Linked DNA regions of Homo sapiens: region 2 is linked to region 1. A link is a contact called in ENCODE Hi-C or POLR2A ChIA-PET data. All regions are on one chromosome and are shown on one strand. Each heading gives the region's core, a stretch centred on a gene start or an enhancer-like site at or near the end of the contact. The rest is flanking DNA. Distances are from core to core; before and after follow the strand shown.

What was found. Hi-C counts contacts between places; a loop is a spot of excess contacts on that map. ChIA-PET counts read pairs that join two places held with the same protein, here RNA polymerase II (POLR2A). Pooled maps may share reads with other maps.
Region 2: a loop to region 1 is called in a map of transverse colon, with 25 times the contacts of the local background. The contact joins two enhancer-like sites. A Hi-C loop is called at or near these places in 4 of 168 maps with a recorded cell type or tissue (Caco-2, GM12878, sigmoid colon and 1 more) and 2 of 50 pooled maps. POLR2A ChIA-PET finds 5 or more read pairs at or near these places in 1 of 52 experiments (AG04449).

The regions. Positions count from the first base shown.
Region 1 is chr10:77,371,089-77,373,851 of GRCh38, forward strand. All of the region lies in intron 2 of KCNMA1 (potassium calcium-activated channel subfamily M alpha 1), which reads right to left. It overlaps KCNMA1-AS3 (KCNMA1 antisense RNA 3), which reads left to right. Exons shown (of 6, transcript NR_126365.1): 4 at 1,759-1,859; 5 at 2,609-2,747. Among named protein-coding and RNA genes, the nearest start is that of KCNMA1-AS3, 22 kb to the left of the region's middle. Within about 2 kb of position 1,468, at least 3 of the 41 ENCODE cell types and tissues checked have a DNase peak (open chromatin) inside an H3K27ac peak, as active enhancers do.
Region 2 is chr10:77,238,864-77,241,759 of GRCh38, forward strand. All of the region lies in intron 3 of KCNMA1 (potassium calcium-activated channel subfamily M alpha 1), which reads right to left. Among named protein-coding and RNA genes, the nearest start is that of KCNMA1-AS2, 99 kb to the left of the region's middle. Within about 2 kb of position 1,333, at least 3 of the 41 ENCODE cell types and tissues checked have a DNase peak (open chromatin) inside an H3K27ac peak, as active enhancers do.

The sequences.
Region 1 (2,763 bases), core at 218-2,717:
AGCGTTCTTTAAAGACAGCCAGGAAAACAAACCAAATTCATACTACTTACCCAACACTGAACGAGACACGCTGGCTCCCTTTCCTTTATTTTGTTTCCCTTCTATTTGTCCTGGGTTTGTGGTTCTCGGGCAAGGTGAACTCTGCTCAGTATGATATGTGACCCCTGGCCACAGTTGCATATGGCCCTGCCTCAGTTGCTGCCTGCTCCTTACTTGATTCTCCAGGTCCACACTCCTTTCCTGTGCCATCTTCCCCTGTGGCACCTGTGTGTAGGAATCTTCAACAGCTGCACCGCCAACAGAGAAGCCACAAGCTGGAGCCCCACAAGTTTCCCCCCAGGCCCCATGCATGGGTCAGCAGTCTTGACCCCTGGGCTGATTTTAATATTTTAATTAAATTGACAACATGTAAAAAATCTGGAGATTTCACAACAATGCAGATTTCTGACTTCTTTTGACAAATTACAAACTGGCCAAATGTCCACAGCTGGCCAGAGCTGTGAGGCAGCTGCTCCCTTCATCTGGAAAGACTCTTGCTCCACTGGTCAAAGTCCCCACCGGTCCCCTCATTGCAACCTCACCATTCCCTATCAACCTCTGAGTTTTCCACCCCTGTTATGATATGCACTTCCAGTTCTCCAGCTGGACACTCAAGATGTGTCACCACATGGCCCACTGCACTTATTCAATCTCTTCTCCTGGGAACCCTGGAAAATCTCTCTGCTTCTAGGCTCTGCTGGGAGCAATTCCCCTCCTACAATGTCCTCCTTGCTCTTTTATTTATCCAACCCAATCAAGAGTATCTCTGCTTAAAAAATTCTTGCTGACCACCCAAGCCACAAAGAGCTCTCCTTTCCTTAAAGCATGGAGTCAACAGTTATCTTACCTACCTTCACATAGTTGGTTCTTCCTGTTTGCACATCCTGTTTCCCTAGCTAAATTGTAAACTTCTTGAGTTCACATTTGTTTGCCTTCCCCAGAAGGCAGCCACAGACTTTCCAAAGGGAAAGTTCTGAACAAAGATTAATTGTTTGGTCAGGAGCTATCAACCATATCATCACTCAGTGCAAGACCAGTCTCTCCAGCCTCTTTTGCCTCCACTCCACTTCCCTTGTTCCCCTCTCAAATCCACCCAAACCCCCATCCTCCTGGAATCACTCCAAAAGGACTAGAATTTGTTTCCTGTTTTGCCCACGATTGTTCCCATCGCTGCCACTCCCCAGGGCTAAACACAGAACCTGCCACATAACAAAAGCTCAGCATATGCACATTAAATGGAAAGTGCCTTACTTTTTAGTCCCTATATCTTAACATCTGCAGTTCACCAGGCTGACCATGCCCTTCTCCCTTTTCACCAACAGATCTACGGGTCTTGGAAATCCCAGTTCAGTGTTCCTCTCTCAATCTTTTTCTCTTCCTTTACTCAGCCAAGTCACTCCTCTCTCTAGGCGCCGCAGTCCTTTGCTCTTGCCTGCCACAGCCATTGCCAAATGTTGGTGCAATTGTTTGCCCACACCTGTTTTTCCCTTGGATGCCAAGGTCTTCCGGATCCAGGATTGTGTGATCTTCTTCCATGCGCTTGCCTGGTTCCCCAAGTCATAACTGGACATAATTAGTCTGGTGGAGAAGGCAAGTATTATGGCCCTCATTTTTCCAATGAGAAAATGGAAGCAAGGCACCAGGCTCCCTGCATGCAGCAGAGAGATGGAAGAGGAAGAGAGGAGCAGCTTGGGTGAGAAGACTTGGTTCTATTAGCAGGGGTCAAGCAATGGAATGGAAATGTGTCATGTCCTTTCAAGGTCATCTGTGGAGCAATGTTTAACAGCCTGCCCAAGAAATATTTAATTACCTAGAGGAAAGTAAGTACCTTTGTTGACTTGATATTTGCTACCAACTAAATAGCCAGATTATGTGAAGTTACACATTAATGTGTAGGATTTTGCCTAGTAGAAATACAAATGTTTTCTGTTCAGGAGAAAAGATAATCTCAAAGTTTATTAATTGACTCCCGTGTAGGACATTAACCAGTTTTGTTTCTAATTTAGCAATCTCATTCCAACACTCTTCCTCCAGTGCCTATGTAAACTCATGCTGCCATCTTGTTGGTTTCCTCATTAATGAGCTAAATGCATTTTTGACATGTCCACATTCTAGATTTGTATGAGTCACAATTTTAACTTTTTGAAAATTATACTTTGCCACCCAGGTGCCACCAACTCTGGGAGTGTGAGCAAGTCCCTCCCTCCCCTCTTCTGGACTCAGTTTCTTCAACAGTAACATGAGGGCGTAGGTCTGCATGGGAAATTACAAGCCCCAGGAATATTTGATTTTAAGCCTGAATCTTAAAAAGAATAATTTCCTCATAGGGTTGAACATCTTACGGAGTTATTTTCCAAAATAACAACAATAATGGGACAGTGCTTCATACCTGGGGCTAAGTATTTTAATTCTCACATAATGAGATGGGGCTATTGTTCCTAGCTCTATTACAGGTGAGGTTAGGAAAGCTGAAACAGTATTTTTTTTAACGAGGAGACACTATGTTTGTCCTTCCACTCATGTTTCCTTCCATTCTTCTTTTCACCTGTCTGGTCATCCATGTTTCCAGTCATCCATCCCACTGATGCAAAAAGAAGGTGGTTTCCATTTTCACTCTGGATCTATCTAATTGACTATTTAATTGATGTGGACTTTAGTAGAGGCAGTGATTGCTTCCAGTTGGTGGGCCCAGGAAGACTGTGAAAAAGGTACCACTTTCAGCTT
Region 2 (2,896 bases), core at 83-2,582, 130 kb before region 1:
AATTCCCAAATGGGTGTTTGACCCACAAAAGAACCACCACCAGTCTACATGGTAATATACATACATTGCCTTCTATAATTTTACTTGCTGTAGCTGCCAAATCTTATTCATACTTCCTCCAAGCATAAGCACATGCATGCACACAGACACAGCCGCCAAATGCACCCTCCTTGTCTACTCCTCAGCCTCACCTCGTACCTGATAACAGATTGTACTCAAAGGCACTGGAAGACCACATGGCTGCCTGGAGCACCTTTCAATTATTAATGCTGTTCTTTAAAGGCCTTGCCTTATTATTTCTACTCATGCTATTATGAAGAGGGCAAACTCCTTAATGCACTCCTGTGCCACTTCCTCCCACTGCTAGAGGAAAAGCACATGCTAGGTACAGTCATCTAATAGCATCCACGTTATTTTCACCTTCTCTGCACACTGTCCCTGCAGTTCTCTCTGGGGCCTCAAGATCAATTGTATCTCAAACTGGGCCATGGGTTCATTTTCTGCATTTTCTGGCATGGAGTGAGGGTAGCGGGTGTATGGAAATTCCAGCTCTCAAATTACAAGGTGGCAGGTCTCTGCATGGGTGTGATGAGCAACATGAGATAGGTATCCTTGTTAAGGACAACTGCATTCTAGTAGATTCCACCATCAGAGGTCCTGGAGCCCTACCTACTATTTCTTCCTGAGAGTGTCCTGATAGGTAAAAGGTGGTGTGAGTGTCTTCCACGGGGAAAAGAGACTGATGAGGCAGCTCTACTGAAATGGCAGTTGATATTAATAGGGCCATCTACTTCCTACTTTGAAAATATCTGAGCTATAAGCTCAGACGCTACCTATCACTAACTGCCAAATTTCCATGAAAAAGGGTCAGTGATGAAGTTGTAGCCTAGACTTGGGACCATGTCTCAGGGGAAAAGTCTAAGTATGCCTCCGATTTTGTTTTGGAAGGGACGACACCGTAAGAATTTCATCAGTAAATATTAAATACAAAGTTCAGCAAATTGTGAACTTTAGGGTTCATGAAAACTAAAGCCAGGATTTATCCATGTCAACCTGTACCTTATACCTACATATGCTAGAAACTAAATCAAGTTTCATACAATGTGCCCATTTAGCTAAGTAAGTCAGAGGATAGTTTCCAATAATTACTAACACTTACACACTTAGTATAATCAACTCTTCTTTGGTCAAGTTAATATCCTGGCAGAACAGACAGATTTGGGCCTCTCTTCTTATAAAAAAAGAATCTGACAATTTAAGGGGCATATGTTCACTTCCATTTATGTCCTGGAAAATATGCCCTGTGACTTAGCAACCATGTTTTAAAAGCTCTTGCAGTTCTTAAACAAACAGAGTGTATGTTTATGAGCTTCTAACAACGTTATTTTCAGAGATGATGTAGAGTTAGTGATATGTAGCTCTGGGGCTTACAGTAAGCTGTAGATGATTTATTGGTGTGGCATACAGTATTTGCCTCGAGAAAAATGGAAATTTAAGCAGTGTTTGAAAATGTGTTAGATGGCAAACGACCCGGGGCACCCTGAGACCAAAGGCTTCCCATCTTAGAGAGAGAAGGGGTCCTTTTTGGCAGATGGAGGAGCAAGGGTTAAGAACGTTTCCTGGCACTCAGGGAGCACAGCCAATTCAAGACCAGAAAGAGAGACAGTTTAGAATAGAGGCTGAAAACAGGAGGCCCAAATCTGGCCTGCAGAGGTGTTTTGCTTGGCCTGCAAGTACTTTAAGAGTTTTGGATTTGAGGCCAATATTTTAAAATTGGAGATTCAACATAAAATGCAGTATTCTGTCTCCTCTTTGAAACACAGGAAGATCTGGCCACTAGAGCCTGCATTTCTGCATAGGAACAATCAGCTGGACCTGGGAAGCCACTTCAGGTGAGGCTTCAGCTCTCATTGCAGTCCTCACCAGATCCGCCTCACTCATTTCCAATGTCTGCCCTTCCCTGTCCAGATGAATTTGCAAACATCAGATGAAAAAAATGTTATTTTGTACTGTTGCACTCTCAGCGAACAGATCTCTTAAACCAGTAAGACTCATTGTCAGATAAAAGAATGGAAAAGGCACATGTTTTTCCAAAACTCGGGAGAAAAGCAAGACTATTAAGTTGTCTTAAAATTTTTGTTGTATCCATTGTTTTGAATGCTGGGTTGCTGAAGTTCCTATTTCCCAAAGCCAAGTTATCAGACAGGGCTTAAAATAAAATGCTTATTTTAATTTTCTCATTTGAAACAATTAGACCACATTGAAGGGGTTTAGTATAAGGCATCTGTCTCTGAGCATGTTTTCTTATCTGTGAAAATTTCCAGAAGGATGGGGCTGTTGGAAAGGGAGAAATAAAGTCAATTTCTCCAGCAGGCAGTGCAGGCACAGTGCCTGAGGCCACTGTACTTATGGGACACAAAAAAGTCTAAATTTTAACTTCTTTAAAATCAGAAGAAAATAAATATAATAATAAATGACGAATAATAACAACGAATCCAGGCTGGGCACAGTGGCTCACGCCTGCAATGCCAACACTTTGGGAAGCTGAGGTGGGAGGACTGCTAGAGCACAGGAGCTTAAAACCAGTCTGGGCAACACAGTGAGACCCCCCCATCTCTACAATAATTTTTTTTAATTAGCTGGGCATGATGGTGCCCAGCTGTAGTCCCAGCTACTCGGAAAGCTAAGGCAGGAAGATTACTTGAGCCCTGGAGGCAGAGGTTGTTGTGAGCCATGATTGCACCACTGCACTCCAGTCTGGGAAACAGAGTGAGACCCTGTCTCAAAGAAAAAAAAAAAATTTGCCAGCCATGGTGGTGCATTCCTGTAATCCCAACTACTCAGGAGACTGAGACTGAAGGATCACTTGAGCCAAAGAGGTCAAGGTTACAGTGAG